2 separate regions of the Homo sapiens genome follow, and region 2 is linked to region 1. Evidence: chromatin contacts called from ENCODE Hi-C data. All regions are on one chromosome and are shown on one strand. Each heading gives the region's core, a stretch centred on a gene start or an enhancer-like site at or near the end of the contact. The rest is flanking DNA. Distances are from core to core; before and after follow the strand shown.

Evidence for each region. Hi-C counts contacts between places; a loop is a spot of excess contacts on that map. Pooled maps may share reads with other maps.
Region 2: a map with no recorded cell type shows a loop between it and region 1 (4-fold over the local background). The contact joins the promoter of DTNB-AS1 here to the promoter of ITSN2 in region 1. A Hi-C loop is called at or near these places in 4 of 37 single-sample maps with no recorded cell type and 5 of 50 pooled maps.

The regions. Positions count from the first base shown.
Region 1 is chr2:24,358,568-24,362,980 of GRCh38, forward strand. It overlaps ITSN2 (intersectin 2), which reads right to left and starts at 1,969. Exons shown (of 40, transcript NM_006277.3): 1 at 1,737-1,969. RefSeq lists silencers at 1,383-1,782, 1,793-1,842, 1,853-2,152 and an enhancer at 2,253-2,402.
Region 2 is chr2:25,418,868-25,423,280 of GRCh38, forward strand. It overlaps DTNB-AS1 (DTNB antisense RNA 1), which reads left to right and starts at 2,226. Exons shown (of 3, transcript NR_183382.1): 1 at 2,226-2,356. DTNB (dystrobrevin beta) reads right to left here. Exons shown (of 21, transcript NM_021907.5): 16 at 648-668. RefSeq lists an enhancer at 479-1,158.

The DNA.
Region 1 (4,413 bases), core at 719-3,218:
GAAACTCTACATTAAAACTAAAAATCCTAAGGTTACATGATTTTCTACTTTTTAAAAAAGATATACTAACTACATAAGGTTAAAGGATTTTTTAAAATAAGAAAGAAAAAAAGAAAAGCTTCTTGAAAGCTGCTGAGTTTGGGTGATGGGTACATGCTATTTTTGTGAAAATACAAATTTTTTAACACTATTAATCCAATCCCCAAAACATGCCTAACACACCTCCTCATATTCAGGAGAGATCAAGATTTTAGCCTTGAGATGTACCGAACAATGGTAACTCCCTGCTTAGTAATTCTGTACAGGTCAAGTTTTCTTGGACGAGTTTACCTTTCATTACAAAGGTGGGCACAGGGAATAGTTATCAATGCATGGAAGGGTGAAAAAATGCAAGCTTTTCAACTGCTTATTAATATTACATCAAAATAGCAGCAATGCACATTTTTTCCACGTTTTCAAAAACATAAAATACATCCACTTTATTTACTTTTGAAATTACAAGAGAGTCACAGGCACAGCCAAAAAAAGCTAAAGGAAAACACATCAGAGTTGTCAGTATCTTTAAATTTGGAAGGACGTCATTATTAATTCGCGTAAATGTTTTATGCGATGTTTCTAGGTAGCTTTTAGGTTTTATCACTGATTAACAATATAGCAAACCAGCACAGGGAGAGAGGCAATTTTTCGAAACGCTTAAGAAGCTTTAAACTACAAGAGCTATGCTACCTAAACTGAGCTCACTAACAACGTAAAATTTCAAGTCACACCTTGCCTATTTCTGAGTAAGCAAGCAAACACTAGTGAGACAAACTAGAAGCATGGAGCAAAGCAAGTCATTTCTATGCTAACCTTAATTCCTATCGTAAAGGGGTTGGCTCCATCAAAAAATATTCCTATTTCAGTATTAACACAAGTTTCAAATAAAGCACACTTGCCATTGGTAATTCTAGAGCGACAAGGCGCATAATTAATAAATCCAAACGGAGCATCTTTCTATAGAATACAAAGCCATCTGCAGTTTCAGCCTCGGTTTACCCACTCACTATGCATATGCAGACGTCTTTAAAAATAAATAAATAAATACACAAATAAACTTTATCTGGCCTGAGAGATTACATCTCTCGGTGCTTCCTGTATATTCTGGAAGTCAATAACGCTGAAGGTAAATTTAACATTTCCAACTCCGGAGGAACGCGAGCGGTAGACGCCAAGCATCCGCCCACTGTCCTCTCGTGACTCGGGCTACTTTGACGCACCGGGATGCGGCTCACCTGACATTCGGCACCAACCCTTGCCAGGAAGGAAAACCAACTCCGCGAAAATAAAATGGGTCCCCGAGGAGGCGTGCGGGTGCCCCCAGAGCTCTCTTCTGCTCACACCCCGAAAGCGAGGGGGCCACGCCACCCCCGACCCTCGCCGGCGTCCGCCACCTGCCAGACGAGGCCGCGGCCAGGGACCCGGGCTCGGCCGCAAGGAAGGGGCAGCCCAGCCCAGGCCCCCTCGGCGTCTGTCCCGGCCCGGCAGCAGAGGAAGGAACCCGGGGCCGGAGGTTTCCGCCCCGCACGGCCGAGCCCGCCAGGGGCCTAGCTCGGGGGCCGCCCGTACTCCCGAGGACCCGTCCCCATCGTGCGGAGCGCACAGCCGCCTCAGCCCGACCCGCAGAGCCTCCGGGCAGCGGGCGCGGCGCCCGCACCTGCCCCGCGCCTTGCTGCAGCCCCGCTAGCGGCTTCACCCACCTGGCGCCCTCGCCGCGCCTCCCGCTCGTCACAGCGCGACTCCGCGTCCCTCAGCACCGGCAGCCTGGGCGCGGGCAGGCGCGGGGAGACCCTGCTCTGCCGCCGTCGCCGCCACTGCAGCTGGCTTGGTCGTCAGGCCGCCGCCCGCGAACCTGTTGCGTAGCCTGTCACAGCCGCTCAGGGCTCCGCCGGCGCCGCCTCAGCCCCACAACAACATGGCGGCCGCGGCCTCCGCAGGAAGCCGGGGGGCGGGGAGGTAGGCGCCGGGCCGGGCAGCTGACGGCCCGCCCGCTGCCGGGCACCGACTCCCCACCCTCCGGAGCCCGAAACTGCCCGGGCGTGGCTCCTCGCCCCAGGAGTTCCGGGGCATTGAACCCTGAAGGTCTGCTCCGAGTCGGTCGGGTCCGAAGCGCTCCTCTCTGCCCTCGGGGAGGCCCCGAAGCCCCAGACCTGGCAGCCCTTCCTGGAGTTGCACAGACCCACCTGGCTCCTCCTCCCCGAGGTAACATGCTGAGCTTGGGTGGTGCTTTTCCTGCCACGGCAGACGCCGGGGTTTTGGAAAGTCCCAAGCAGTGCCTGCCACATCCCTGTTGCACCCACCACGGGGTTCTCCCTGGAACCTTCTCACTCGCCGAAGTTTTCTCCACTGATCTGGGGGAACGAATTCTCTGGGAATTGGGGGGTGGAAGGTGGGAAGGAGGTTGATCCCACCCTTGCCCATGGGTCTGTTACAGGCCTCTTGAACCCTTCTCAGGGACCTGGAGGACTTAACCATACCCTCGGTCATCCATTCACCATTCCTCGCCCTCCTCCATAACACACGCGGAGCGCCCACGAGGAGCACCCTCTACGCTAGTCACACTCCGCCGAGCAGTAGGAAGACTCTGTCCCCATAGAGCATAGCACGACGAAGCTAAACTTTCCTCCCCACCCCTCGCCAAGGGACAGGCGAAGCTCCTACTCAGAATTTGTCTCTTTTCTCCCCTCCCGGTTCCTGGTCTCCTCACAAAAGACCAGACTTCAACTCAAGCCGCCACCGTATCCCAAAACCCCAAAGGTTTGCCCTTGACAAGAAGCTTCTTCAAGGGGAAAGGCTTTCTTTTGATTGGGGTGAGGGAGGAGTTAGTGTTTCCTAATGAACGTAACCAAATGTCGGCCTGGCACAGTGGCTCACGCTTGTAACCCCGGCACTTTGGGAGGCCGAGGCAGGTGGATCATCTGAGGTCAGGAGTTGGAGACCAGCCTGGCCAACATGGTGAAACCCCGCCTCTTCTAACAATACAAAAATTAGCTGGGCGTGGTGGCGGGCGCCTGTAGTCCCAGCTACTCGGAAGGCTGAGGCAGGAGAATCGCTTGAACCTGGGAGGCGGAGGTTGCAGTGAGCAGAGATTGCACCACTGTACTCCAGCCTGGGCGACAAGAGCGAAACTCTGTCTCAAAAAAAAAAAAGTAACCAAATGTAAGACTCAAGATTTTTGGATATAAGACCCAAGATTTCTTTTTTTTTTTTTTTTTTTTTTTTTTTTTTTCCTGAGACAGACTCTCACTCCGTTGCCCAGGCTGGAGTGCAGTGGCGCAACTGTGAGATCTGTGCTCACTGCAACCTCCGCCTCCCAGGTTCAAGCAATTCTCCTGCCTCAGCCTTCCAAGTACCTGGGATTACAGGCACTTGCCACCACGCCCGGCTAATTTTTGTATTTTTAGTAGACACTGGTTTCACCATGTTGGCCAGGCTGGTCTCAAACTCCTGACCTCAGGTGATCCACCCGCCTCATCCTCCCAAAGTGCTGGGATTGGCGTGAGCCACCACGCCCGGCCAAGACCCAAGATTTATTTTGGCTTTTAGAAGCAGGGTGAGGGCTGGTCTGGGGTCCAAAACTCATATCCCTTGATTTGATCTGTGTAGATCAAATAACCCCTGGCATCCTTTCATTCCTTACCTGTTGAGGCAGGTGAAGGTGAGATGGCTCCAAACCCAGGCCTATCTGAACTGGCCAGCCAGCTTAGGAGGAATTTACCAAACATCGATGATGATAAACAGGCTTTTCCCGCTCTCACACTCAGTGTTTTTCCTAACTCTTCGATTAGAACCTGACCAAGACCTGACAGACAGGTCCTGAGCTTCAGTGACACAGAGAAGCCTGACTCTTTTATCAGTCTAGGAGGCCCCTCACTTGCTGGGGACCAGCCAATCTGTCCTTATCTGCAAACAAACCACCCAGGCCAAGGATAGCAATCTTGAGCACGTGGCCTCATTCCCATTGCACCCTTCACCAGTTAACTGATATGCTCTTTTGGAGCCCATATTTGAGAGTCAAAGCCCCAGAATCCTTCACAACATAGTGCTCCAGAGAGTTGGTCTGAGAGGTAAAACCTATTTTTTATTCCTGTTAGGCACATAGCTAGTCTTCATTTTTCTCCCATCCTTTGACCAATGTCATTTGTGTTTTCGGGTTCTAGACCTGGTGCAATTTACCCTGAGTCTCCTTTCCTTCTAAAGGAGGTGCCAAATCCTTGGCAGGACAAAAATGGAATTTGTAGAAAGAGATGCTTATAAAGGAATAAAAAAAAATTTAAAGCCCCCCTAAAATAAACCAAAAAACTAACAACCTCTGCTGGAAATCAGGGTCCTGAATGCATGCCTACAGTATCCCAAGTACTAAAACAACTGTATCCC
Region 2 (4,413 bases), core at 976-3,475, 1.1 Mb after region 1:
AATTGACTTTCTTGTGTGGGTCAGTGGCTATCAGGATAAACAGAAACAAACATAAACCTCCCCCAAACACCATGCAATAGCCACACAGCTCAGAAAAACCCGAGCTCCGTCTGGAGTAGGTTCTGAACAGGAAATCATTGCAAGTGGAGTCAGTGTCTCAGTCGTCGTCAGTAATTTTGTTAAGGAGGCTGGCACAGCCCCAGCATCCAGAAGCCTAGTCGAGACTGCAGGACATCTATAGTTAGCAAAAGAAGTCCTCATTTTCATGCACATTCATTCATGACATGAGGTCACCCCAGCACCCTGAAAGTTGTTTCAAGCAATTAAAATCACTCCAGACACACAACAACAGAGAATGAAAGAGCAGGAAAATGCAATGGTAGCCTGGCTAATCATGCACACTTCAATGCGCACAACAGATGGGTACTTACAAGCTCTGGTTTTAAGTAAGAACATGCTCTACTGGGTAAACATGCCTTGAACTTTTAGGCCATTTTACAACACCATGGGGAGAACCGCTGGGGGTTTTACACATAAAACCCTCTTCAGAGATGATGTGCGGGGAGAAGAGGAGAAACATTTATATGAGGAAAGGAAGAACGTGCAAAGGAGCGAGAGTCCGGCGGGAAATTCCGAAGTTCACTTACTGCCTGCTTTTGCTCTTCCTCCTGGAGTGTTGAAGATGAAAAAAAAAGGCAGAGGAAAAAAGGAGAGAAATTAATGCCCATTAATGCCCATCACCACAAACATTGGTCAGAAATGATAGAAAAATCAGGCAAACCAGGCCAGGCCCACAGGTGCTGAGATCAAAGGCCCCATCCCCCACAGGAGCATCAGAGGACGAAGCAAGCAGCAGGCCTCGGCCCGGTGAGTGATTCAATGCTAACTCCTAGAGCTAGAAGGAAAGAACCTTAGAAACCACCTCGCCAACATTCTTACTATAGATCAAACAGGCCTAGAGGGCCTGACCTGCCTAAGGTTCACATAGCTATTTAGGGGAATCTGAAAGAGGAAGTGCAACCATGACTTGAAATTGTAATAATAATTCTATATTCATCATTCACGATATTCACATGTGTTTAGGTACATTTATCGAGGCAAGTGGTTTTTGATGCATGGAACACAGACCAGCAGCATCGGCATCACCTGGGAACTTGTCAGAGATGTAAACTTTGTGCCTCACCCTATCCCCACCAAACCGAAGCTCTAGGGGTGGGCCACAGCAATGCGTTCAATCTTGTCTCTGATTCTGGTGCATACAAGTCTGAGACCCACTGCCCTCATCACTTCCCAACTAGCAATTCTGCCCACTACAGGTTCTTTTCTTATTTGGTCCCCTCTCCACACTAAACATGTTGGAACTGTATCCCCGTCTACTTGCTTTCAGGCACAGTCTTTTTTTTTTTTTTTTTTTTTTTTTTCAGTGAGTCCCATACATACACAACTTCCCCCAGTAAACTGGAAACTGTTTGGAGACCCTGAAAGGTCATTCAAAAAAGAATTCTTGACCTCAGTTTTTCATTAATTCAATACAGGTTTATTTAGTCCTCTTATGCAGAAAGCACTGGAAACAAAGAAATGGTCTCTGTCATCTAAATCAATCTATCTATCTATCTATCTATCTATCTATCTATCTATCTATCTATCTATCTATCTGTCTGTCTATCGACAGAGTTTCGCTCTTGTTGCCCAGGATGGAGTGCAATGGTGCGATATGGGCTCACTGCAACCTCCACCTCTGGAGTAGCTGGGATTACAGGCATGTGTCACCATGCCCGGCTAATTTTGTATTTTTAGTAGAGATGGGGTTTCACCATGTTGGTCAGGCTGGTCTCTAACTCCTGACCTCAGGTGATCCGCCTACCTTGGCCTCCCAAAGTGTTGGGATTACAGGTGTGAGCCACTGCACCTGGCCGGTCTCTGTCTTTTAGAACCTTATGGTGATGGAACACAGAGCAGGCACTTGCTGGCTATTAGCTGACTGCCCAAATGAATGCACTATCAGACACTGCAGGAAAAAGGATAAAGAGAACACTTTCAAGTTTCTCTTTCTTCAGTTCTTTGCTACTCATCTACTCTGTCTTTTAATGGGCCTCTTCCACTTCCTCCTTCTGTGCCTCACCATGGGTCACTGTGGTCAGGGAGACTCAGCTCTTTGGCCTAGTATGTAAATCTAAAAGCTGTGCAATGGTTCTATTTAAATTGGAACAATTCATGCAGCCAGTCTTTACTGAACATGTACGTGCCTAGGAAGTCTCAGGAATGGGTAAGTGCTCCTGCTCCCACACAGTCTACAGACCTGGGTGCAATGGTGAGAAAGACCTCAGTAAAGCAAAGGAATTACGAAAGGGAGAGGGTGAGTAAACACTTGGAGAACATAATTTTTATTACTGCAAGGGACAGACAGGGACTAGAAATAAATGGGCACCGAGAAATCTCTTAAGGAGACTCCCAACTCAGCATGGGAAGGTGCTCTTCACAATCAAAGCCAGATGCTGGATGCCTGACCAAAGCCAAACTCACAGGAGCCTAGGCACAGAGCGCTGAACACTGGCTCTGGCAGCGGGAAGGAATTAGAGCGCTTCTGCTTTTGCACCTGCTTTGCAGTTAGGAAGCAAGCTCTCTTCCTTGCCAGACTTCCCTTTGGGGCAGGACACTTTTCTTATATTCTTGAGGCAAGGCAAACAGTCATAGGACAGTTATTAAACAATTATAAAATGTGTTTTCATTGCTGGCACTGTGTTGAAGTGGAAAGTGCGATGGTTGGGGAGGGATGGGGCAATCCTAACAGGCTGAAATTGTATCCGAGGTCAAAAGACCAGTATGTAATTTCTTAGAACTGTTTCTAAGACATCTCCCTACTTCCACAGTTTTCTCCAGGTTTGGTATTAAAGAGAACACTGCTGTGGCTCAACAGAATAGGGAAATTCAGAAAGCAATGTTTCATACTTGGACATCTGGTGATTGCAATTTAAGTTTGTCAGAAGAGAAACCGTAATTTGCAGTAGATATATCAGGTTAGGCTGGGGACAGTGGGCAGGGCAGCGCTTCCAGGACTTACAGGCCTTCCATGTGGCCTGGTACTGGGGAGAGAATGGACTTTGGCAAAGTGTTATTTAGGATAGTGTTGTATAATTTAAACTCACAAAACTTATTCAGATAAAGCCCTTAAGGCTCTGTCAACACAGTAAACAGGTCAGATCCCAGGTCTGAGAACCTCTGTGTTATCAACTAGTCAGGTGGGGTCACTAAATATTGACTGATGACAAGGGATAGAGCCAACGTGATTTAAAAGGGGGTAATACCTTAATTATAAAGTGTAAACTTAGAACTGCTTATGTCACCTAAAAACATGTGAGTCTCTTCCACATGAATGAGGTCTGGCAAGGTGGCCAAAGCAATGACATAGCCACTGTAGTCATTTACATAAAAATTTACACTCAAACTAGATAAGCATTTGCAAATGAGGTTGAAATTCAAAACTGCAGAATTCATCTGGTAAATGTAAATGAGTTTCCTTTTCTCTTCTTTTTTTTTTTTTTTTTTTTTTTTTTTTGAGATGGAGTCTCACTGTGTCGCCCAGGCTGGAGTGCAATGGCGCGATCTCGGCTCAGTGTGACCTCCGCCTCCTGGGTTCAAGTGATTCCCCTGCCTCAGCCTCCTGAGTACCTGGGATTATAGGCATGCACCACCACATCTGGCTAATTTTTGTATTTTTAGTAGAGGTGGGATTTCACCATATTGGCCAGGCTGGTCTTGACCTCAGGTGATCCACCTGCCTCGGCCTCCCAAAGTGTTGGGATTATAGGCATGAGCCACCACGCCTGGCCTGGTAAAATGAGTTTCAAAAGCAATATCAGACAAATGGAAAATGAAGTAGAACATGGATTAGAAACACCAACACATAAACACTTCTAGATTAAATAGGAAGTTTTTTTGAGGTCAGTAATTAATTAATACTCATTAATCAGGTAAAAAGTATAAGGGAAAGATATGTAGAGAAACATGAATGCCTGAGTGTCAGTCTACATTATGTCATTAAAAAGAATAAAGGGTGGCTCACGCCTGTAATCCCAGCACTTTGGGAGACCAAGGTGGGTGGATCACCTGAGCTCAGGAGTTCGAGACCAGCCTGGCCAACATGGTGAAACCCGTCTACTAAAAATACAAAAATCAGCTGGTTGTGGTGGCGGGTGCCTGTAATCCCAACTACTCAGGAGACTGAGGCAGGAGGCAGGAGACTCACTTGAATCCGGGAGGCAGAGGTTGCAGGGAGCCAAGATTGTGCCACTGCACCCCAGCCTGGGCAACAGAGTGAGACTCCATCTCAGACAAAAAAACAAAAAAACAAAGAAGGAGGGTCCTTGATACTCCTTGATTGATCAGGGATTGAGTCTAGTCACCATGATATGC